Regions from separate parts of the Mus musculus genome. Here regions 1 and 3 are each linked to region 2. Evidence: chromatin loops called from intact Hi-C (ENCODE). Cell type or tissue: heart. All regions are shown on one strand.

Region 1 (8,000 bases), 140 kb before region 2:
TTACACTCTGCCCTTTATTTTGTGAGAGCCCAGCTGTGTGCTTTTCCTATCTAATTTTTAAAAGATATATTATTTTTATTTTTAATGATATGTATGTGTGGATGTGTGTGTGTGCTCGCACTCGAGAGTATAGGTGTGTGTAGGCAGAAGGGTTGACTCCCCAGGAACTAGAGTGACAGACAGGGTTTAGGCCACCTAATGTATGTCCTGGGAGTTAATCTTTTTTTTTTTAAAGATTTATTTATTTATTACATGTAAGTACACTGTAGCTGTCTTCAGACACTCCAGAAGAGGGCATCAGATCTTGTTACAGATGGTTGTAAGCCACCATATGGTTGCTGGGATTTGAACTCAGGACCTTTGGAAGAGCATTTGGTACTCTTAACCACTGAGCCATCCCTCTAGCCCCATGGGAGTTAATCTTGGCTCCTCTGAAAAAGCAGTGTCGAAAGTCTCTACCATTGTCCTTCTGAGCTTGGCACAAAAATGCAGACTTCCTTTGCCAACAGGGCTTCTCCTTCTCTGACCTTGTCTAGGGAGTTCAAAACCCCGTCACCCACCCCTCCCCTCTCATACCTCTACCTTCAGAATGACACACGCGTGGCCTTGGTTAGATTACTGGATCAGCTTCCTTTCTCCTGAGAAGACCCTGATGGGGAAGCGCCTGAGATTCCTGGAGTTTCTCCCCGTGCTAAGGAGGCATCTCAGTGCCTCAGCCTTCAGCTGATGACCTTCGTCCGCTGTGGCTTCCCTAAAACTATATAGGCCTTGACTCACCCCAGCTAAAGTCGTGGTGTGTTGTTACCTTCCATGCTCATAGGGCTTCCACACTGCCCCTCCCCCATCCCTACTCCATTTGCCTCCATGGACCACTGTAGGCTGAGGCTCCCCGGGCAGGGCAGGGCACAGTATACACTTAACTCCTGAGAAGTGTCCCACCCCATCTGTGTATTTTAAATGGTATCTCTCCCCAGCATTTCTAGGAGCTTCCACCCTGTTACCTAGCCTGCCCAGACACCTAAATCTCTAAAATAGATTTAACTCCCATGACCCCTCATAGAGAGATGACTCAGCAATTAAAGACAGTGGCTACTTTTCCAGGGGACCCAGATTTGATTCCTAGAACTGACATTGAAGCTCGCATCTGTCTGTATCTTCAGCTCTAATGAGTCCAGTGTCATCTTCTGGCCTCTGTGGGCTGCATGCAAAACACTTGCAAAGATAGCCATGTAGGTAAAACACCCATGCATGTAAAACAAAAATAAAACCTTAAAAAAAAGGCCCCCCTCCCCTAATATATTTGTGATAAATTTCCAGAATGGACATTATTGGGCCAAAGTGTTTACCCCTAAGACTTCTGGGAGAGGGCCAGCTTGCTTACCAACAGCGTGCTCAGGAGTTGCATTATCTCAGCAGTCACCCAGATCTGAAGCTGAACTCTGCTTTCCTCAGCGGGCTGTGGGTCAGGGCCGAGCTGATGCTCTCCTACATTCTCTTCCAGGATACGGTGCCAGTCATAGTGGACTACTGCCTTCTGCTCCAGCGAAAGTGAGTATTCGGTGCCTGCCTGCTTCAGACAGGAAGCCCTTGCTTCACAGGAAGTGCCTTGCTTAGGAATTGTCTTAGTTAAGGTTTTACTGCTGTGAACAGACACCATGACCAAGGCAACTCTTATAAGGACAACATCTTGCTTACAGGGAGCTAGGATGAGGGTCTTAAAGCCACGCCCATAGTGTCACACACTTCCTCCAACAAGGCCACACCTCCTAATAGTGCCACTCCCTGGGCCAGGCATATTCACAGCACTACAGGACTTCTATAAACATAACTAGAATTTTTCTTAATTTGCACAGACTTGACTCTCGAATGTATTTTCATATGATGTTAAGTTGTTTCACTTCACAGCTTTTCACACACAGAAGCTTGTGGTTTATCACTGGTGCGTGCTTGTGTGCGACAGTAATGGAGGGGCACTTGTCACAGGGTGATGGAGGTGACTTTTATGGACCATCACCCTGCAGTATTTCATACCATTCACTAGGTTCATTTTGCTAATTCATCTTTAGGTTTTTTCTCCCAGAGCCTTTTAATTTAAAAACAAAGTCAGTATAAAACTCTAGATTACATTTTATAGGTTTAAGTATTAACTTTATAAATTTCCAACATGTGCCAATCCCCGGGCTTTGACACTCATTGTAAGAGCCAAGCACCTCTAGGTCCTTTGTCTCTTAATTGTTGTCGCACCTTATTAACATGTATAGCATTACTCATTTTCATTTCACAGGTGACATTCCCTAGACAGCAGGTGACTAAGAAACTTGTCAAATTTATACAGGGCAAAGGTGGGTTACACAGCTCGGGAGTCCAGCTTCTGTGTCTGTGGTCTTAGCCGTTATTAGCTAAGATCACTCTCCAAATAGTAAAGGTCGTGTGTGAGTATAGAATTCATGCACAGCTAAAACCCTAACTGCACTCACTTGAGTTATGAATATGTATGTCTTTGAGAACCAGTTCCTAAAAGGTCAGATCACGCTGTGGAAGTATAAGTGAAGGTTATCAAGGGCCAGTTGTTTGCCCCCAGCTATCATTAGTGACAGGCACTGTATCGCAGTAGGGTGTTGTTGATGACAGTCACTGTATCGCAGCAGGGTGCTGTTGACAGTGTTGTGCTGCACTTTGTCCTCTTTATAAGTTAGTGCTGGAGGAGAAGTTTCTTCACGATGCTTGTGTGGATCCTCGGCCGTCTTTTCCTGATTATCGTCCCCCCATTTTCACACTCACTTCCTCAACGTTATGTTTTAGTTTTCACAATAGCCTTAGTAGTCTTATGTGTATATATTTTGACTCATTTTCAGAGAGGCAGTGCTAGCTTTGTTTTCAGGACAGGAGATGTAGGTATAGTGGCTTCCTAATGGTATGAAGTACTGCAGTCCAGTTAACTCTTCACATTGAGAAAATTCTCATCACAGTGGGGCATGCCTCTCATACTAAAGAAGTGTGGTACTTGGTGCAAAGTGTCTCTCTATCACTCACTGGGTGACTGAAGGAGCAAGGAGACTTGTGCTCACAGTCTGGGGTTCTGAGAGTTCTCACAGTGACACAGGGTTAAAGTGACCCCAGCAGTTGTAAACTGAAGGACAGTGTGGGGAAAACAAAATCTGTCAGAAACATTTCATGTTATTCTCAGAAGTGTTCTCTAGGTACACACTTCTCTCTCAATATCAATCTCTCTCTCTCTCTCTCTCTCTCGTTTGGTAAGCATTTCTTATATGTATGATTTCAAAAGAAAATTATTCTCCAGTCTGTCAGTTGGGCTAGGAGAAGGGACTTCTCATTGAGCCAGAACATGGAGCGGAAGACGGACTCTCTTCCAGCTTTTGTCCACATGGGGGCCTGTTTTCTCTCCTCTGTTTTCACCAGTTCCTCCTCACTAGTCTCCTTCTTGGCTGTGCTGGGGAATGGTATTTGTTGTTGGGAATTCCAGAGAGGAGTACCTGAGCCACAGTGTACTTTAGTGCTTGTTGTAGCTGCCTCCACCCCTCCTCTTCCTGCACACAAACTCCTCCACCACTGGTCTGTGATGTGAATACTACAGTTTTCTCATCTCTCAGTTTTCTTTCCCAAGTTTGAACACTAGATTGTGTTGGTCCAGCTTTGATGACAATTCCATGTCTTTGTCTTTCTTTCCTGGTCCCATGTCTGCTTTTTCAGTTCCAGCAACCACAGGAGAGCCAGGGCAGCATCACCACCACAGTGCCAGTGCCTGAAGTGTTGCAGGTTTCGGATCCTTTGTCCCCCTGCAGCCCCCTCCTCCCATCTTTTGTTCTAGATTTGAGTTGTTCTAGATTTGACTTTTTCCTGTCTGGCTCTCTTTTCCATCGGACTGTTGAGACCCTGTCTGTGGTCCTGTGTTAGGGGAGGATGGAATAAGCTGTTTGGTCAACACTCATCTTTACTCCCAGGCTAGGTCTTTTCCATTTGTTAAAGTGTTAGCTATGGATATGAAATGTTTAATTAAATACTTAAGGGAAATCAATCTTAAATGGTAGAGGTCTTAGAACAGTTTAGAGTTGCCATAGACAGGTTTACAGTGGTCAGTAGTTTGGGCTTCCTTGAGCAGAGAATTATTAAATGTATGTAACTTCTCTTTCTGTATCTTTCTCCTAAAACTGGTGTACCCTTGTGTTTCTGTTTGCTCTACACTTAATCGTTCTTCTTCATTTCCCCAATTTGAAAAGGATGCCTCCCATTGAGATTCCCCTTAGGAGCAAATTGCACACAATGCAAATATCATTTTTACTAGACTTAATGCCAGTTTTATTTTGCAGTGGTCTAGAGGCCATGTGAAGTAATCATACTTTTAAACTGTAAAAACGGTGCAGTATTTGGATTATATTTTAGTAAACTGTAATGGTGCTAGTCACATTGAGTTTCTATCACCATGGTTCGTATCTGAAGCGATTAAGCCTAAACGACTCAGTTGCGTGGCATTCTGAGCCTGCAGTACCTCAGTAGCCCAAGTGGACAGGACGTAGTCCTCGGATATTCAGCTTTGTCTTAGTACAGATTGGCAAGTCTCAGATAGACAGTGCCCTCTCCTCTCAGAGTCTGCAGTTATTGTCAGCTAAGTTCTTCACATTTTAAGAAGTTATAAAACAATGTGTGAGTTTAGCCTTTTTTTTTCTGTTTGCAGCAAAAAAAATAAGCTCTCCAAAATATCCCTATTAATAGAGCATTAGTAACACTGAGCTCTTTCGAATGACCTCATCTCTTATTCAGCAGACTTCATGTTACAGGAGGTAAAGCCAAAAATAGTGCAGGGCAAGGCTGAAGTTAGTCCTTCTAGGAAACATATCAGTACCCTGGAGCATAAAGCGTAAATACAGAAACAGGGTGTACCTTCCTCTTGTCTTCCTTTCCCGATGCGTAACACATTTTCTCCCAGAATACTGAGCTCATGCTGTAGAATTTTGCTTCCTTTTAATTTTGAAGTAGTGAGACAGATAGGAGTTGCTGAGTCTGATTTTTCTTGCTCTTTGGTGCTAGCCTCTGGGTGGACTTGCCTTAGCCTTACCACTACTGCGTGTTGCCCTTCCTCTGTTGCAGACGTGTCTTGTCTGTTAACATCCGTGCTGTTTGCTGAACTTGTAGCTTTCCTGGGAAAGTGAAGGATCAGAGCTCATGGAGCCTGAGGTCACTGGGAATGTCGGTGGCAGGAGTGGGGGAAGGGCGCGTGGTCCTTTGATACTTCTGCCCTACTTCATGGTGTCTGCCCTTTACCTACTTACTGCTTTAAGAAGCAGTTGCCCTAAGAATCGCACACAGGATGTGAGCCAGAGAGCTGGGTTCAGATTCTCACTGATAATCCCAGTGTGGTTTTAGCAAGGAGCTGAGCTTTGTCAACTTCGTTTGGCCCGAGGGTCAGAATCATTCTGCTCTCTACCCCGTGGGACCTGAGATCAGACTCAGGCTGGCATGCTTGCTGGCACGCTCCCTTCCCTACTGGGTCATCTTGCTGGTCCTGTGTGGTCTGTTTTATGGCCTTGAGCTCATACTCGCCTGGGCTCAGCTTTCTGAGTGTTAGGTTGCTGGAATGCACCACCGTGTCTGGCAGGACTTCTTATGTGTAAAATTGTTGGGAAGATTGACTGTGTGCAGTATGGCAATGTAAACTTCAGGGCAAACATTGCTAGTGTTTTTGTTAAGCTGATGTAAACTGAAGTCTGGAAAAGATGTGACATACTTAGACTAAGTTTAATCGGTATTTGGAATAGTCCTAAAACTGCTTTTTTTTTTCTTTCTGTTATAGGGATCTTCTATTTGGTCAAATGTACGACAAATTAAGTGAAAATTCCGTCGCAAAAGGCGTGTTTTTGGAGTGCCTTGAGCCATATATCTTAAGTGATAAACTGGTGGGGATTACTCCCCAGGTCATGAAGGACTTAATTGTTCATTTCCAAGATAAAAAACTGCTGGAGAATGTGGAAGCCCTCATTGTCCACATGGACATCACCAGCCTCGACATTCAGCAGGTAAGCTGAGCGTCTGCCCACAGAGGAGGCACTCCACCGTCATTGACCCAAGGCCTCTCTGTCTGCCTTCTTCAGACCCAGTTAGTGAGCCTTTTTATAATAATGTACTTCTTAGGCGCTTGTGTAAGTCAAACCCAGGTAGTAAATGCTCCCGAGCCAGAGAGTGTGTCTTCTGCTTCTTGGACCTTCTCCAGAGCTCATGGCTGCTTATTGTTGGATCACCCAGGAAATGCTTTTTGCCTGGTCCTCACTCAGTGCATTCAGTAACATGGCCTTCATCTGGAAGGCTGTTTTTCAACCATGGATACCTACTCATTAATAATAGACCATGTTTACATTTAAAGAATGACGCCATTTAAAAAACAGCTAGTACATGGAGCAGAGTAGAGTTTTGAAATGTAGAGGCTGTTGTGAGAGGCAAATCACAGGGCTTCTTAGAATAAGCCGAAAACTGCGGATGATGGTGTGCGGGCCTCAGCAGCTGCGGCTGAGGGTATGTCTGAGCTCAGGCAGCTGTGGCTGATGCTATATCTGAGGTTCAGGCACCTGTGGTTGGTAATATATCTGGGTTTAGGTAGTTGTGACTGATGGTATTTAATTCTTTAATCATATTAAACTACCTAGTGAGTGTGATACTCCAAGAGTTTAAGGTATGCCTGGCTTTCACATGTCTTGGGAGAACCAAACCCTTTTGAGAAGGTTGCAGAGCCCACAGAATGAAAGCCTTGAGAATACCACAATATATTCCTAATGTCGGTGAGCATCCGAGGTAAAGCCCAGTCCTCTGAGCACATGCCTTTCTGGTATGTGGGTAATTTGGTGTAGTCTGACAACAGGCTAGTATTTTGAGACTATGTTATTAATCTGCATTAATATGGTGGTCACATCTGAGAAATTTTTATTTCTTCCTAATATTTTCAGCTTTTCCTAAATACAATGTAAATGTGCTCTGATCTTTTCCACATTAAAACAACACAAAGTCCCCTCAGTTTCTCATCTCTGTGTCAGTACCTCCTACCCCAGAGCCTCCAGCCTCCTTATTCCTAGTCACACTACATGATGAAAACCTTGTCTGGGTCACTGTTTCCATTTGTATTACATCCTGATAACTTATCCAGGTTGCTTTCAGTTGAGTGAGTAAGGACCTTGCTTAGATCCAAGTGTGTGTGTGTGTGTGTGTGTGTGTGTGTGTGTGTGTGTACTTACTGTCATGTTCAGCATGTGTTAATTCCCTCCAGCAGTACTTGTTCAGTGACAGGATCTGAGGATGCTGCAGCTATCCTGCTCTTCAAGTGTCTCTTCATAAGATAAGAGAGAAAAGTTTGGCAATAAGCAGAGAGGTAAAAAAGCCAGTGAATATTTGAAAAAAAGTATTATGTTAAAAATCAAAACCAGCAATATAGTAGAGAGATAGGCTGCCTGAGACTGGCTAACTATAGAAAACCTTTCTGAATGACAAAAGACATCAGAACTGAGAATGGTGGTGCATGTCTGTTGGCCCAGTCAGTGTTTGGGGTTGTGGGGGCAAAGCCAGGAGGATTAGAGGCTCAACAACTCTTTCAGGCCAGTCTGAGATGCATGAGACCCTCTCAAGGAAGAAAAGAAATAGACAAGACATACGGGTGCAGAGAGAGAAATCAATAGTGCCAGCATTTTAGAGGGTAGGATTGTTTTAGGTAAAAGCCAGTGTAAAGGGGGAAAAAAGAGAACCTGCCTTGAGTGTTAAAATGACAGGAGGGGCAAGCAGACCTGGAACCTGATGAGCAGAGGTAGAGTATCCGTGTGCTGTAAAGAAATCTTATGGAAGATGGTGTGTGTGTGGGGGGGGTGGGGGGGAATTGAGATAGGAACTCAGGAAGACCAACAGAGTCAACTCACCTGGACTCCTGAACTCTCAGAGACTGAACCACATACACAGGCTAGACCTAGCCCCATTCCCTCCCTGCACATATGAAGATGCGCAGCCTG
Region 2 (8,000 bases):
TCTCTGGCAGCAGACCTTTAGTCTAAACAAGTCTAACCCAGCCTGGCACACACTGAACGTGGCTGCTCAGGAGACAGAGGTGGGCCTAATGTGGGCCAGTGTTGGCTTCACAGTGAGACCTAGTTGAAGTGGAGGGGGGGAATGGAAGAGGGAGGGAGGGAGGGAGGGAGGGAGGGAGGGAGGGAGGGAGGGAGGGAGGGAGGGAGGGAGGAAGGAAGGGGAAGACAATTAGTAAGAAAACTTAAGAGATCCCAGTGTCAAACACAGGTTTTCTAATTACGGGGTCTGGGGAATCTCAGTAATGTTCAGAAGTGGACAGCGCCATCAGCAACAGCCTTGTGTCTCTGCCATCACTTTCTGTCAGATATCTCATAGACTCGACATAGTCTCCTGAGATTGGATGCATGGCTTAATATCCCTTCCAGGTCAATGACAGGGGTCTCCTATAAGGGAACAGCTTTTCTTGTTCTCATTGCTCTGCCATCTGTTAATTTGACCTATGAAAGTCATTTTTTATTAAATGCTTCTTTGTGAATTTCCCATCATGCACCCCAATCCCACTCATCTCCCATCCCTCCATATCCACTCTCTGCCCTTGCAACCTCTCCCATAAATAAAAACAAAAATTAAATAAAGTTAAAAAAATAAAAAAATCTAATTGTGGAAGCCGCAGTATCACTGTGTGTTACACAGTACACCCTTTGTCCACACTTCTTTGCTTGCCAATGTTCATTGCAATGAGTCATTGGAAGCTCTGGCTTCCGTTACATTATCAATCCTGGGTCCTCACCGGGGCTCCTCTCAGACATCCTGTTGTTGTCCTGTGTCACGAAGATCCTGCAGCTTTGGATCTGCAGGATTGGCACAGTTCACAGATGGCGTAGATGTGGAGTTGGGCCTGGCTGTCCTGTACACCCACCACTGGGGCCAGATCTCCTGCTTGTGGCTTGAGGCTCCTTCTGCTTCTCTACGTATCCTGATTCTTACCACGTACTTGCTCATCGTAGTGGCGCCACTGAGGCCGTGTGCCTCTGGTGTCTTCTGCCTGTGTCTGCAATCTTTTTAAGTGGCCTTCCTTCCCCAGTGTTTCGCCAGGCCCTTCTGTTCAGTTTGCTTCCTGTTGAACTCTCCTTACTGAACTCTGCTGTGGTAGTTAGTGTTAATTTTCAGCTTGATACCACTCAGGGTCTTAATGAAGAATTAATCACAATCAGGTTAGCCTTTTGGCACGTCTGTAGAGGGATGTCTTCATTGTTAATGGATGTCGAAGGGCCCTGCCCACTGTGGACTACTCCATTCCCCTAACCCCACACTTTCCCTAACCCCCACCGCCAACAGGGGTTCCTGAAAAGAAAAGGCTAGTTTTGAGCAAGTAAGGATGACATGTTTACGTTCTCTGCCCCTGACTGCTTCCTGCCTTGACTTAACTGAAGAAATGGACTGGAATTTGGATTGTAAACCTAATATTTCTGCTCTAAGTAGCTTTTGTCAAGCTATTTGTCACAGTAACAGAAATGAAACCAGAGCACCTAGCCACATCAGAACTAGTGCTTTGTATGGGATGTGGTAGGACTGTAGAGTGGTCAGTTCAGGACAAGTACCCCTGCCCCAACCCCTCTGCACTCTAACCCAGCCTGTGGCACTAACAGGATCTGCTGGGTCATGGCTCCCAGGGGTTGTGTCTTAACAGTGACGGTGTGTCCGTCCCTCGTGAGCTTTGGTTTGAGCCTGGCGTGGTGTATTCATCAGACCTGATCTTAGAACCTCCTTCAGCATCTTTATTTTTTTGTTTTTGTTTTGGTTTTTTTTTTGTTGTTGTTGTTGTTTTGTTTTTTCGAGACAGGGTTTCTCTGTATAGCCCTGGCTGTCCTGGAATTCACTTTGTAGACCAGGCTGGTCTCGAACTCTGAAATTCGCCTGCCTCTGCCTCATGAGTGCTGGGATTAAAGGTGTGCGCCACCACACCCGGCTCTTCGGTGTCTTATAAAGTCTGCAGAAGTGTGACACATACTTTTTCCAGTGTCATGTTTCCTACCAATTAGTATTGAGGCCAGCGGTTCTTAGAAAGAGTCAAGGCAGCTTTAACACTCAGGTTGTGGTGGGTTCCTCCTCCTTCTCTGGCAAGAACCAGTGAAATGAGTGTAGCCCCATGAGAGGGTGCCCAAGAGGCCTTCAGAGCCGCCTCAGCCCGCCATGTTGTCAAGTGCATCAAGAACTGAGGTAGCCATATCCTAGACCAGCTGTGACATCATGTTTGGGACCCTGGAAACCCAGGAGCTGTGAGCCCTCTTCTCTCGGCTGCTTCTTTCCGGAGCTTCAAACTTCCTTTTCCTCCCGCTGGAAAACAGCCGTGGTACCTGTGGGCCAGGCTAGTAAGGCAGGCAGCGAGCACTGTTTCCCTTCCTAGCCTGACTCAGCTGTTTCCTGAGAGTGGTGAAAATGTTAAGGGAAAGAAGCAGAGCCATTTCAAGAAGACAAATACAACTTACAAATCTCTTAAAAGTTCTGGATGTCGGGGCTGGAGAGATGGCTCAGCAGTTAAGAGCACTGACTGCTCTTCCAAAGGTCCTGAGTTCAATTTCCAGCAACCACATGGTGGCTCATAACCATCTGTAGTGAGATCTGACACCCTCTTCTGGAGTGTCAGAAGACAACTACAGTGTACTTACATATAATAAATAAATAAATATTTTTTTTAAAAAAAGGTTCTGAATGTCATACTATCTAAAGTTCACATCAGGGTCATCAAGATGCCTCAGTAAAGGCTACCTCGACCAAAGCTCCCAAAGCTGGCTTCCATCCTTAGGACTCACATCGTAGAAGACTGACTCCTTTAAGTTGTCCTCTGACCTCCATTCAGGCACAATGGCATCCACACACACCCCTAATTAATTAATTGCAATAAATATCCTTCTTGGTGGAAAAATTAATCAGCCAGGACCTTTCTTTTTTTGTTTTGTTTTATTTTTTTTATTTTTCAAGACAGGGTTTCTCTGTGTAGCCCTGGCTGTCCTAGAACTCACTCTGTAGACCAGGCTGGCCTCAAACTCAGAGATCCACCTGCCTCTGCCTCCCAAGTGCTGGGATTAAAGGCATGTGCCACCACTGCCCAGCATGCCAGGACCTTTCTTCTAGAGTGCTTTTGAGGACTTGGTGAGATGGCCCCCAGGGGACACACAACAGCTAGGGCTCGCTCTGTCTTCGCTCAGTAACTTGGAGTTGTATCTGTGCTAGGTCCCAGGTCTTACCCTCTAGCTTATGTGTGAACACCACGTGCTTCAGCACCAAAGCCCTTCCGGTCACCCATGTGCAGTGTGTGTCTGAGAAACACTTTCCCTTTCTGCCCAAGAGGTTCATAGTGCAAGGCAAGGACAGACAGTTTTTAACTAGCCTTTGCATAGAACACAAACCTGACACAAACCTCTAACCAGTGGTGTCTCAAAGGTGCAGTTACAGCAGCTGGCATAACCCAGCTTCTCTGGTGGGAGGCTTTAACCAATGATCAGTGACCTCCTGAGGGTCATCTCCAAGGTCAGGGGAATGAAAGGACTCTCCAAGGTCATGTGGTATGAGAGCTAGTGTTCAGATAGCAAGATTCACTACAGCACTGACAGGATCCTCCATGGGGGCAAGAGGGGATGGGGCAACACTTCAGGGACCCTTCTTCAAGCATCTGAAGACAGGTCTTTCGGCCAAAGTTATAATGAACAAGGACATGGCAAAGAAGGGGTATCTGTGAGAGCCACATCAAGTGATGGATATGGGTGTACAAGAGCGGATGGACAAAGGTCCTCTTCTCAGAAGCCCTTGAGGAGGGAGATGTAGAGATAATGATAGGGAAAGGGTCCAGAGATAGAGGATCCAGCTGGGAGGAGCATCCAAGCAGGCCTTCAGGAGGCCAAGGCCGGATCTTCCAAATGCTCAAACGAAGCCCCCAGTTGCCAGGGCACAATCGTCTTCAGACACATGAGGGAACTGCTGCTGCGTCTTGCTTCATCTATGTGAGGAAGGTCAGAGGCTGCCCAGGGACAGGCATGTCATTGTTAATCAATCGGATCATTCTTTTATTTCCTAGGCAAACTCAGAACCTGTTCTGGACCCACAGCAAATGCAAGCCTTTGATCAGCTCTGCCGTCTCTACAGAGGAAGTTCTAGGGTAATGTTTGTGGGATTGATGTTTCCGATTTGGAATTCACTGTTTGGGGAAGGCAGTGTGTCCTAGAGTCCTGCATCCAGCTTAGCTTTGAAGGTGCCTGTCATACTTGTTCTGACCACATGGCCCACGGGTCCTGGCCCCAACAGCATCAGCATGTGGTGAAAGGGCAGTAGAGAGGCATTTATTACTTACCTACCCCCCAACACCCTGGGGTTGTGAGCACACAGAAGGCCCATGTCTGCCCTGTCTCCACAGAGAGCAAGCCGGAAGCCTATTTCCTCCTTCAGAAGGCCATCCTGTATATCTGAGACTGCCAAGCCTGCCCTACAGCCAGCCCCCCCCTCCACATCTGCATGAGTTGAATTTTTTGGGCCATGAAAGACCAATATTAAGCAGCAGTGGCTTGAACAAGGAGGAAGTTGTAAATGCAGGAAGCCAGGACATGACCCTGAACCTCCAGGTCTCTTCCAGCTTGAGGCTGACACCCACCTAGCTCAGCATTGGTGCTCCAGCTTTGAACACTGCTTCTGCATGGCAGCCAGCAAGCAGAGAAAAAGGAAGACAAGGCTAGTCCACTGGTCAGGAACAATGCCTGGAAGCTATGTATACCTCTTCCCTTGTCTACAAGGTTACCGACCTCCCCGAGGCTGTGAGAACACACAAGCCCAGTCTGGCCTGTCTCCACAGAGAGCGAGCCAGAAGCCAGTATCCTCCTTCAGGGCCATCGTGTATGTTTGAGGCTGCCAAGCCTCAGATCTATGACCACCTAGCTATCTGTAATGTAGACTGGGGGATTACACGTCTTTAAATGTGTGGGAGAAGGGTGCAGACTCTGAGGTTACTAGCAACCAGTACTGCATAGACATCCATGGCAGACTCAAGTGCACCCCTGGGCTCACAGCCTGCCCTTCCTTGCCCATCAAGAATGGATCATGTCCCATCCAGTCATCGAGAGCACAGGCCTGGCAGCATCCTGTGCTCACCCCTCATCCTGAGGAGGTCCAGGGAGCATCTTGTTTGGACCCCTAGACGTTTCCCCTCCAGACTGCCTGTGCTCTGAGTGAGAGTTTCTCATGCCCATAGAGGCCATGCCGGTCTGGCTGCTGCACTCCCTTCCTGTCCCTTCCCTTCTGCAAGGGCCATGCTGGCTCTCAGCCCCTCAAGGGTGGGAACGAGAACTTTTCAGCACCTCCACTCCAGGGCACACCCAGAACCCCCCAGCCCAGTAGTTTTCTGAGCTTGTCTAGTTCCAGCTATCTCTGGGCTTGGCAGCCCTGATCTCACTGAAGCAGACACTGAGGGAAACCAGCACTTCCTCTTGAACTGTTGACCCGGACAGAAGTTCCTCTGGAAACTTCCACAATGTCCTAAATAAGACCCTGCAGTTTAAGTGAACTGACTGGTGTCACCTCGTCTCTTCCTGTTTGCCAAGTTCTGGCCAGGAACTAGAGTGAGAGTCACCATCTACTTCACATTCACAGCCTGACTCAGCGTCTGTGTTTCCTAGTCACTAAGTTACAGGAGGAAGTACTTAAGACTTAAGAAGTAGGAGCCATGGTTTGTGCTTGGTCTTTCTGCCTTAGTGTCAGAATGTGCACACCCCTTGAGTATAGCACCATCACGTGTTCTGTTGGAAGCCTTGGGCATGATCTCCTCACAGACCAGTCACAGGATGATTGGATTACAGAGGTAGGAAGTGGAAGCTGACCCCTGCAGGGTATCCTTGGAAGCCCTGGCCCTTGGTGTGAGCCAGCCTCCCTCACATGCCACCTCAGGCAGGAGGCTCACGGTCAGAGTGTAAGCATGCACACCATGACAAACACCATGACCAAAAGCAACTGGGGAGGAAAGGGTTTGTTACAGCCTACAGATTGCAGTCCTCTGTCAGGGGACTCAGGGCAGGAACCTACAGGCAGGACCTGAAGCCGAGATTATAGAGAGTGCTGCTTTCTGGTTTCCTCTGCCTCCCTTCTGTAGCCCAGGCCCACCTGCCTGCGGGTAGCACCAGGTACAGTTGGCTAGACCTGCCGGTTAGATTAGCAAAAGAGGAAATGCACCCCCAGACCTACCCACAGGCCAGTCTGATGGAGGCAGTTCTTCAGTTGTGGATCACCCTGCCCAGGTGACCAGTTGTCTCAGGAGGACAGCTGAGGCTGATGGTGACAGTGAGTGTGTGTTAGACTATGGTTGTGTTGCTGAGCCAGGACCAAGGGCTGGGTTAGTTCTGATAAACTGGACTTAGAGCTTAGAGGACTTGGCTGGCTCCCCAAGTATTGTAGCCACTGGTTCTGCTGTCAGCGAACTGGCAAAAGAGCTCTGCACCATTACTGCTCATGTGATGGGAGGCTCCTTGCCAGAGATGAGAACAGAGAGAAGTTAGAGCAGGCAAGCAGGGCAGAGACGATGGGCGTGTAACCTCCAGAGGTAAGACCACAGGCAGCTTGACTGAACAGGGATTGCCGCATGGGACTGAGTTTGAATCCTACCCTATCACTGATAGCCAAGTGGCCCAGAGTGAGTCACTGCCCAGGATTCTGTGAATATCGCCCTCAAAAGCCTGTGGCCTGCAGATGTTCCAGGGACTGACTTCTGCCAGGAGACAGATGCACACAGTCCCCCTGCGGCACTTGAAGGTTCACTTGCTACATCACCCAACAGAAGGCATTCGTCGCCATCCTGTGAAGGGTAACAGTGAGGCACCACGCTCTGTCTTCAGGTCCCATCCACTGCTCCAGTTGCATCTTGGCCCTGAGTTTCCCCTCAAGTTAGAGTTTGAGTGTTGTCACTTAGCAGTCCAGAGGTCTCGGCTCCTGGATATGCACTCATCTCTGATTGTTGAGGGCATCTGACACCCGGCTGCCAGGCTCTGACTTGCAGAAAGCCAGCTGGGTGAGGGTATACAGCCTGGCTTCTCAGTGGGCTGGCAGGAATGGCAGAACTAACAAACCACTGACAGACAAGGGTACTGTGGAAGCCATTGGTTAGTGTATACAGCTGCAGGGAGGGAGGGCGAGTTTGGAGGAGAGATGGGATCTGTGGGTGCTATTCTGGAGCCCAAACTAAATTGGTGGCCAGCTGGCCAGCCTGCCAAAGAGAGTGCCAGCAATAATTCTGTCCTGGACGCTCCAAAGAGAAACATATGGGAGTTGTGCTGAGGACAGAGGTGTGCCAGCACACAGGGAGGGCAGCAGTGCCTGGAGGAGACCCCACCCAGGCAGCCTCTTCTTGTGCCCAGGAGCACACCCCTTTCATAAGACATGGCCTCAGGACCCAAACACAGGGCTTTTCACTGCCCTCTCTCCGCCTTTGTCCCCACACAGGATGGTGCCCTCACCCCTCACATGTACCCTCTTCTCCACAGTTGGCTCTCCTTACGGAGCTCTCCCAGAACCGAGGTGGCGACAGCTGCAGGCCGTTTGCTGGCCCCCAGAGTGGGCCTGCTTTCAACAGCGTCTTCCAGAAGGAGAACTTCCAGCTGCAGCTCGCGCCTCCGCCTGTGGCTGAAGACTGAGGCCTCCCTGGAAGCCCAAGCTGCAGGAGGCAGGAAGGACCCTCTGCGCAGGCTCAGCCTCTGCCTCCCACACTCCTGCACAGAGGCCCAAGGCAGCCCTGGAGCCGCCCTGCAACCCTCCCCTCTCAGTGCACTCTCCCTGTTACAGGTCAGACCGCAGATGGGCCGGTTTCATTTCGCTCAGAATATTACCTAGTTCTACCCAGCCCTTTAGGAAATGGTGTTTACCCAGCCACATTCGATGTAGCAAGGGGCGTGGGGAGCCCATCGACTGTGAAGAGCAAAGGTCGGCCTGGGAAGAGCAGCAGCCCCGGAAGCAGGCATGTCTGCTGG
Region 3 (8,000 bases), 53 kb after region 2:
ACAGTAACAAGTATGACAGAGCTATCCTTCAGGAGAAGCAGCTGGGCATTGCCTGAGGACATGAAAAAGCAACTATTTGAGATTCCTAGAGAAGTGGGGAAAGAGAACACTAGACTAACAAAGACTACAATGCTAACTTACCAACAAAGCAGATCTGCCCTGAAGTTTTAACAGCAGAATTCTCTAATCAGCTCTTTATCTCTGTATAGGAAACAAATACATAGGAATTAAACTATCTAAGTGTTTCAGATTTCAGATAGCCTTGCTAGAACACCAGGCTTACCACCCATTAGGCAGGGTCCTGAAAAACACTTCCAGCTCAGTCTCTCTGTCTCCATCCCTCTCCTAGACAGTCTTTCTTTAGATATGCTAATACCATCTTAGGTGCCATCAAGTGCCACTCTGACTGCTTTCAACCTGAAAGGAACAGACACTGCTGAGATTTGTTCTGCATGAAAACGGAGCTCATCTATTGTGTGACTTTATGAAGCCAACTCTCGGTTCTGCTGGTGGCACCTACATCACATCGTGCACACCCACTCAACCCTGCCTGACACCTTCCCTTCACTTTCTCTTTCATAACCCCTCGCTTGAATCTCATTCTCCAAATCCAGTGACCTCTTTACAGCTCTCATGCCTCTGGATTATCACTGTAAGTGACACTTTCCCCATCACTGTCTCTAAGGGACCTAAGAACTGTTGGTTCCGCTCACTAACTTTAGATCCCTCTGTTTTGGTTTTGAGTCACTATTCCAGCATCAGGCACATCTGGATCCAGGTACAAGCTCTATTGCTAACTAGCTATATGCCTGTGGGGAAGTTACTTGATTTTGCTAGGTCCTAGACGAAGCTTTCTTCATATTGTATTCTATTTCTGTAACATCTCATGAAGAGAAAATATATAAGCTCTATACAACAGATTAAAAAGAATCTTGCCAGAAAATAAGGTTCTCAAATACATTAACCAATTCTACTCAAGTTTTTTTAAAAAATGTATTTTGGTAAAAAGGTGTTAAGAATTGGTACCCGACCAAGTTAGGAGACAGAAATAGCACACCTGGCAGCTTTGAGTGCCACATCTGCTCATGAATGAGACCCCTGAACCACTGCCAGTGCAAGAAGCATGGAGAAGGAGTGGGAGCTTGGCACAGCAAGAAAGATGAAGGTCTGAGAACACGGCTCAGCAAGCAAAGTTCTTGCCATGCAAGCGAGAAGTCCTAAGTTCAGATCTGCAGACCACAAAGCCAAGTGTGGATGCCTGTGGCTGCAGCCTTAGTATTCCTACCGACCAGCCAGTCTGCAGATGACAGAGACTCTGACCCAAACAAGGTAGAAAGTGGAGACAGACATAGGGACTCACACGTACCCTCACTCACACACCAACACACAGATATGTACAGACATAAATATTATGTACATATATGTATACACAGAGGCACCACACATACACAATCGCACATCCACACAGATGTACACACACACAAAAGACACTACACACACATACCCTCACTCACATACAAGCACACACTATGCACATATATATTACACATACATATGGACACTGCACACACATATATGCACACATGTACACATATGTAAACACAGATACTATGTACAGATATTACATACATGTATATACCCTCAGATACCAGAGAGAGAGAGAGAGAGATCAGAAAGAACTAGCTGATTTGGCAGTCCTTTCCTAAATTTAGATTATTTAAAATCAGTCTCTGGTCTCTTAGAGAAGAAAAGAGAAAACATTGTGAAACCAATCTGAGTTATCTGAGCTCAATCTAATTCCTTTTTTTTTTAAAGAGGATTGCGCATAATCGGAGCACAGATCAAGAGGCAGCAGCAATCCCTGTGTTAGTGGGACTGCAGCATTATAGTTGGCCATTTACCCAGAGGGACATGACAACACAAGATGGAAAACCGTGCATGAGGCAACCAGCCTTTACAAGTGCTCCTTAATGACTTCCATCAGCTTCTAGGGCAGGGCCATCGGCAGACTTCAGGACTCTGGTGCCTTCTCCTGTCACATTACACTTTATCAATAACTAGAGTGAAGAGAGGGATGTTTACTACAGGCACAATGACATGAATGCAGGAGGAATAACATACACATGAAAACAGACAGAACCAATGCACACCCAATAAAAGAGCCAAGACTAAAATCATAAGACTTAGAAAAACGGACCTGTTCTCGCTCAAATAAAAGGTAACAGGAAGACGTCCCTAAGGGATCAGTGCTTGTCTCCAAAGCCACACATGCAGCTTTGAGAAGGGCAAGGCGTGGATCAATTGCCACAGTTTTTAAAGCCTACTTAGTGGCTTTAGCAGACAGCAAGCTCAGCTTGAGGGGGCAGCAGCTAGCCTGGTGTGATGAAGTATAGGAAGGGCTAGGGCAGAGCAGCACCTCAAAGATGAGAGGCGGTGTCTTGCTCCACACTGACCAGCCCAGAACTCAGGGGCTTCTCACCTACCCCCAGCACATGTGTTCAGAACAAAACCACCCAGATAGTTAGGTACACGGGTGCTATCCTGTAAGCGGAAGGACAGAAGGCAATGGCAGCTCAGAAGCAGGACAAAACAACAGTCTCAGTGGAAAAATGGTGGACATCTCTCCTCAGCCACTCAATGCATGCCAAGTTCAAACCTGTTTTGGAAAACCTACTTCCCTCAAGAATAGCCAGGGATTCAGAGAAAGAATGGCCCATATGCAAGAAATTCTTAGTATATTTAAATATGCATATCCAAAGAGTTGAGGCAGCCATAATTTGGCTGAAACATTAGACTGTTGTATAAGATACAGTAGGAAGAGACATAACAATACGTTTTCGTGAGTTGAAGGCATTTGCCCCATGAGCCTGATGACCTAAGATAGGTTCCCCAAATTACACAAAGTTGTCCTCTGACCTCCGCACGTGAGTCATGGCTCATATGCGAGTGCACACACCCATGTACCCACCCGAAAACACACTCGACTTCATAAGGTAAGAACAGATGAAGGAATGTGGTAAGTTCGTTTTCATCTCCTTGTAAGGAAGACATTGTGAGAATCAAGGTTCATTAATGAGGAACAATCTGTCTGACTAGACGCAAGCTTCCCAGAAGTCAACTCTACCTGGAGAGGGAAGTAAGAAAGGCAATGACTGGGGCCATCTTAACTCCTCCGCATCCGCATCCCACAGTAAGAACAGGACTTCTGCAGGAGGTAGACTGCCATTAAATTCATCCAACAGGTACACTTTAGCTCTCATATTTCCTACTCTGAAGCCACACTTTCAGCGAGAAGCAAGAACATCCTGTTTGTCCTCATCAGCAGAGGAACAACAAAATCAATATTCGCTCTCCAGGTACCTTGAATTTATAAGGAAAAGCAAGGATTTTCTATCCTTTAATTTATAAACTCAACTAAGACATTCAAATATTCTCAATTAAAAGCAAATAAAGATTTGTTACATATTGTAGCTCTCCTTGTAAACCATATCCTCCTAAATAACAGGGGGGAAAAGTTTGATTGAAGATCACTTGGAAAATGTGTCTTAAGCACGGCAAAGCCCTCCAAATCTAAGATTATATGGAAACCGACTTCAGAATGTTTCTAAAAAGAAATGATTCAGCAGTCGGATTAAGCTAAATGCCATGAAGTAATCAAATTGTGGAATGCTGATTAAATGGCTACTTAAGTTTAATCTATTTAAAACTCTCAGGATAAATACAACTGGCCTAGGACTAGACTAGTCCTGGCTTGGCTCAAACGCTGTAACTGGGTGTCGAAGGAGTTTGCTCTTCAAACTGTTCCTTTTAACTTCTTAGAAGCCATTCTTCATACTTTGGTTCTTTCTCGATCTGGATACATTAAATAAATGGGAATCGCTAGGACCTAGGGTTCTTTCTGTTCAACAGCAGCCAGAAAGAACAGGCAAGAAAGTGAAAGGGGTATGTCCGTGCCCACCCCCCACCGCTGAAAGGGCTACCCTGCTGGCGCGCGTCCGCTCTGGCGGCTCTGAGCAAGTATCTAAAAGAACGGCAAAGAAAGCCAGCCCCAGGCTCCTGTGGGTAGGAAGGTTCCCTTTTGTGACTACAGCTAGGTTCCCCCGGGATTTCCTCCCGTCGTCCGGGTAGCACCCGGCCGCAGGCGGGCGACAGCAGGCCGACGCGGCTCCACTTACAGTGACACCATCCCAGGTGACAGCACCAGTGCAGCTTGAAGCACTTGCCGTGGCTGTGCGTGGCACAGATGGACAGCCCGTCGCACGGCTGGAAGTCGGGTCTGCGGGCGGCGCAGCTCCGCGCCAGGGCCTGCGCCTCGTCCACTTTCTCGCTCTTCCAGCCGCGCTCGGGCGCCGTGGCCGCACTCATCTCTCCGGTTGAAGAGCCGGGCCGGGAGCCTAGGACAGGGCAGAGGCGCGGGCCGGGCAGGGCGAGGGTGGGTTGCGGGCTGGAGGCGCGGCGAACACCCGCTGCCGAGGAGCCGCCCGGGGAGGGAGCAGCGACCCGGCCAGGCCTGCTGCCTCCCCGCGCCCTGCTCCCTTCTGCGCCCTGCTCCCTCCTCCCTTCTTTCTCCTCTCCTCTCCTCCCTCCTCTTTGCTCCCTCCTCCCGTCTCTCTCTGTCGTCCTCCCTGCTCCCTCCTCCCCACTCGGGCCGCCACGCCTGCACGCGCACGCGCACACTTAGACCGCCGCGCCCCTCTGCGAGCCCATCCCCTCGCGGTGGCGTTGCGCGCGTCGCCTCTGCCCCCGGCCAGCGGGTCCCACATGCCCATAGGACAGTCAGCACACATCCCCTACGCCCTCGGGTTGGGAGGGCGTACCTCCGGCTACAGTCCGGCCTTCTCCCGCAGCCTTTAGGCACAGGGTCTAGCCTGGTCCTTAGCACTCCCTCCCCGTCGCGCCGTGGCGTCCTGCTGGGCACACACTCGCCCGGGCTGTCCTGGAGCCGCCGGATGGCAGCGGGCGATGACCTCGCGGGTTCTTCCCTGTGCCAGCCTCCCGGAACTAGTCCTGGGTGCGGGGCTTTGGGCAGTCAGGGTGGGAGAATCTGTTAGGTTTCTGTCTTGATACGTGTAGGGTGTGGGGATGCACTGAGTGGCTTGCAGTGTCTGTGTGGCCATAGACATTACACGCCAGTCGTATAGTCGTGTGTGAGTGTGTGTGTGTGTGTGTGTGTGTGTGTGTGTGTGTGTGTGTGTGTTGTGAGTGTGGACGCCCTAGCGTGATTAACTGCATCAGTTGAACTGCGTGTGTGGCGGTATGGTGGGCTGGAATGGCGTAGTAAATTTATGCATGGATTACATGTGTGGAGTTGACACGGTCGGACATGGGTACACAGACTGACATGTGGCCCAGCCTAGCCAATGGGTGTGGCTGCCTAGGCTGCAGGTCCCTCTCCCACCTCCCCCAGTCTGCTTGTTAGACCGCCCTGCTGGCCACAACTTGTTTCAAATGGGTCTTCCATCCCAGACTGAACCAGAGAAGAGAAAAATGAATCTTTCGTTTACGGGAGCAGTGCTTCCCCTACCACGCGGGCCAGTGCCCAGTCTAAAACACCGAAAGGAGGAACGCCTTCCCTCTGCTTCCTTGCCAAATGCTACACCGGGCCCAGGAAAATGCCTGTAATCGCAGAGGGTCCGCAACAGAGCCTCTCAGCACAAATGCTGGGCTGGACCGTGCTTTCCCCAGATCTCCTTTCCCTTCCCTTTATCCCCTTCCTGTTTGGCAATGAGCTCTATCCTGGTTTTAAACGAAATTCATCCTCAAGTCCTCAAAACTCTTTGCTGCCATAAGCACCCTTTCATAATTTTCCCTTTTATTTAACCTTGGCTTAGGAAGGGAAATCTAATTTGCATATGTCTGACTCTGTGAAATCTTCATGTGTCAGGGATTGAGGTAAACTCAGATGGCAACGGCTGATTTCAACAACTGTCCCATCTAAGTGACAAATTCTGGCTCCCCGTTAACCTAACATTGAACTGAGGTAAACACAAGGTGCCATGCTTCACCTATCTCCCAGGTGCCCACCCACTTAAGTCCCAAAGCAGCTCACGGCTGGCTCAGCGTCCCTGCAGCCCTGCTGTATGTCCACCTCAGAATGACTTCAGCAAAGGAAAACCAAAGGAACCTACACCACAGAATTGAGATTTATCAAACCATTTTTCTACATTTTATTATCTTGTGTGTATGGGTGTTTCACTTGCATGTATTTTTGTGCACCACCTGTAAGCAGCGCCCTCCAGGGCCGAGGAGTGCATCAGATTCCGTGGGACTAGAGTTACATACAGCTGGTTGTTAGCCGCCATTCAAGCGCTGGGAATTGAACCGGGGTCCTCTGGAAGAGCAGCCAGTGCTCTTAACCACTGAGCCATTCATTGCTCTAGCCCAACCAACCAATTTTTAAAATTAATTTATTTTTATTTTATGTGCATTGGTGTTTTGCCTACATGTATGTTTGTAAGAGTGTCAGATCTTATAGTTACAGACAGTTGTGAGCTGTCACATCCATGCTGGGAATTGAACCCAGGTCTTAACAGCTGACTCACTCTCCATAAACATCTGTTCTAATCCATCTTTCTCCTTCAACCTATAAACTCCCTCTTAGTGCCAGCCATATCATATATACAAGTAACCCAATTTGCTTTTAGTATAGATGATCACACTAATTAGGAAGCATACTGATGCAGGGTTTTTTAGTGTAATGGGACTGTTCATAGCCAAGCTGTACATGATCCAAAGACCTAAGATGCCAGACACTCAATAATCAAAGATCATTCTTCAGAGTGGCCGTGACTTGCCTACGTGGTTTAATGCTACGGTTAGAACCTTTAGGTTCAAATGTGAATGGCTGGATATTTAGTTTCTGTCACCCTGTGCCTGTTTGTCTATTATTAATGTAAGCTGTCTTTGCACAGCAACCCTCTAGACACTTACAAACCGCGTCTTTACAAAACAGGTTTTGGTTACTTAACCAAACCAAGCAACCATGCATCACGGTTATAAATAAGCACTCAGCAATCTGTCTTCTAGTTGTATCAAAGCAATCACGGCTATGGCAGGGGGCAACAGTTTCCAAATGCAGTGCGGCTGAACTGGGAGGTGCCTACGAGGAGGGAAGGAGGGAATCTGTGCAGCAAGGCCATTAGCACATCCGGCTCATCATCTGCTCCAGGGTCTAAAGAACAGCCTCTTTAGACTCAGAGGCAGTGCCCCTCCCCGTGCCACTTGCCCCTGTACCTCGCTCACTGCTCATGCTCAGTATTAGTCCCTTCCCTAGTTGGCTTTCTCCTACTCTAATAAAACACTGGCCAGAAGAAACTTGGGGTAGAAAGGGTTTACTATATCTTTTTTTTTTTTTTTTTTTTTTTTTTTTTTTTTTTTTTTTTTTTTTTGGTTTTTCGAGACAAGGTTTCTCTGTATAGCCCTGGTTGTCCTGGAACTTACTCTGTAGACCAGGCCGGCCTCAAACTCAGAAATCCGCCTGCCTCTGCCTCCCGAGTGCTGGGATTAAAGGCGTGCACCACCACACCCAGCTGGGTTTACTATATCTTAAGCTTCCATGTTATAGATCCTCACAGAAGGAATTTATGACAGGAACTAAAACATCACCTGGGAGGAACACTTGGTACTGGCTTGCTCAGTCTGGTTTCTTCTACTACCCAGAACCACTTGCCCAGAGGGGCCCTGTCCTCTTCATTCATTAATCACACAGTCAATCTGATGGAGGCATTTTCTCAGTTGAGGGTCCCTCTTCCTGAGGGATGGATGACCTGAGCTTGGGTGAAATTGACAGATACTGACCAGCACAGGCCTTCCTCTTATAGCATCTCAAAGGTACCAACCACAGACCATCTTCCTCCCAGCCTCCCTCTAGGATACTGTGAAGAGATTGCTCTCTAACAACTGCTCAAAAAGAACCCCCTCTCGAGGCTCCAAGGCCCCGCTGTCCTGTTTTATTTATTGCTTTATTTCTGAACCAAAGTGTGCCATTTCCTTCTTCCTGA

What was found. Hi-C counts contacts between places; a loop is a spot of excess contacts. Peaks named below come from ENCODE experiments on the same cell type or tissue, not always from the same donor. Only the 100,000 strongest peaks of a DNase experiment are listed, where the experiment ranks them.
Region 1: a loop joins it to region 2, with 2.4 times the contacts of the local background. A loop is called at or near these places in 2 of 42 quality-filtered maps.
Region 3: it touches region 2 in a loop (5-fold over the local background); 12 of 42 quality-filtered maps call a loop at or near these places.

The regions. Positions count from the first base shown.
Region 1 is chr16:21,494,379-21,502,378 of GRCm38, forward strand. Vps8 (VPS8 CORVET complex subunit) reads left to right here. Exons shown (of 47, transcript NM_001285893.1): 21 at 1,502-1,548; 22 at 5,810-6,032. Among named protein-coding and RNA genes, the nearest start is that of Vps8, 75 kb to the left of the region's middle. In heart, CTCF peaks have their summits at 3,383 and 4,542; no DNase peak of the experiment used is centred here; H3K27ac peaks cover 3,333 bases.
Region 2 is chr16:21,636,604-21,644,603 of GRCm38, forward strand. It overlaps Vps8 (VPS8 CORVET complex subunit), which reads left to right. Exons shown (of 47, transcript NM_001285893.1): 46 at 4,076-4,156; 47 at 7,518-8,000. The coding sequence ends at 7,667. Among named protein-coding and RNA genes, the nearest start is that of 2510009E07Rik, 54 kb to the right of the region's middle. In heart, CTCF peaks have their summits at 4,284 and 5,862; DNase peaks (open chromatin) are centred at 858, 5,518, 6,568, 7,678 and 2 weaker places; H3K4me3 peaks cover 564 bases; H3K27ac peaks cover 2,569 bases.
Region 3 is chr16:21,690,041-21,698,040 of GRCm38, forward strand. 2510009E07Rik (RIKEN cDNA 2510009E07 gene) reads right to left here and starts at 4,625. Exons shown (of 2, transcript NM_001001881.2): 1 at 4,176-4,625. The coding sequence starts at 4,365. In heart, no CTCF peak of the experiment used is centred here; DNase peaks (open chromatin) are centred at 4,181, 4,651 and 5,361; H3K4me3 peaks cover 2,984 bases; H3K27ac peaks cover 2,259 bases.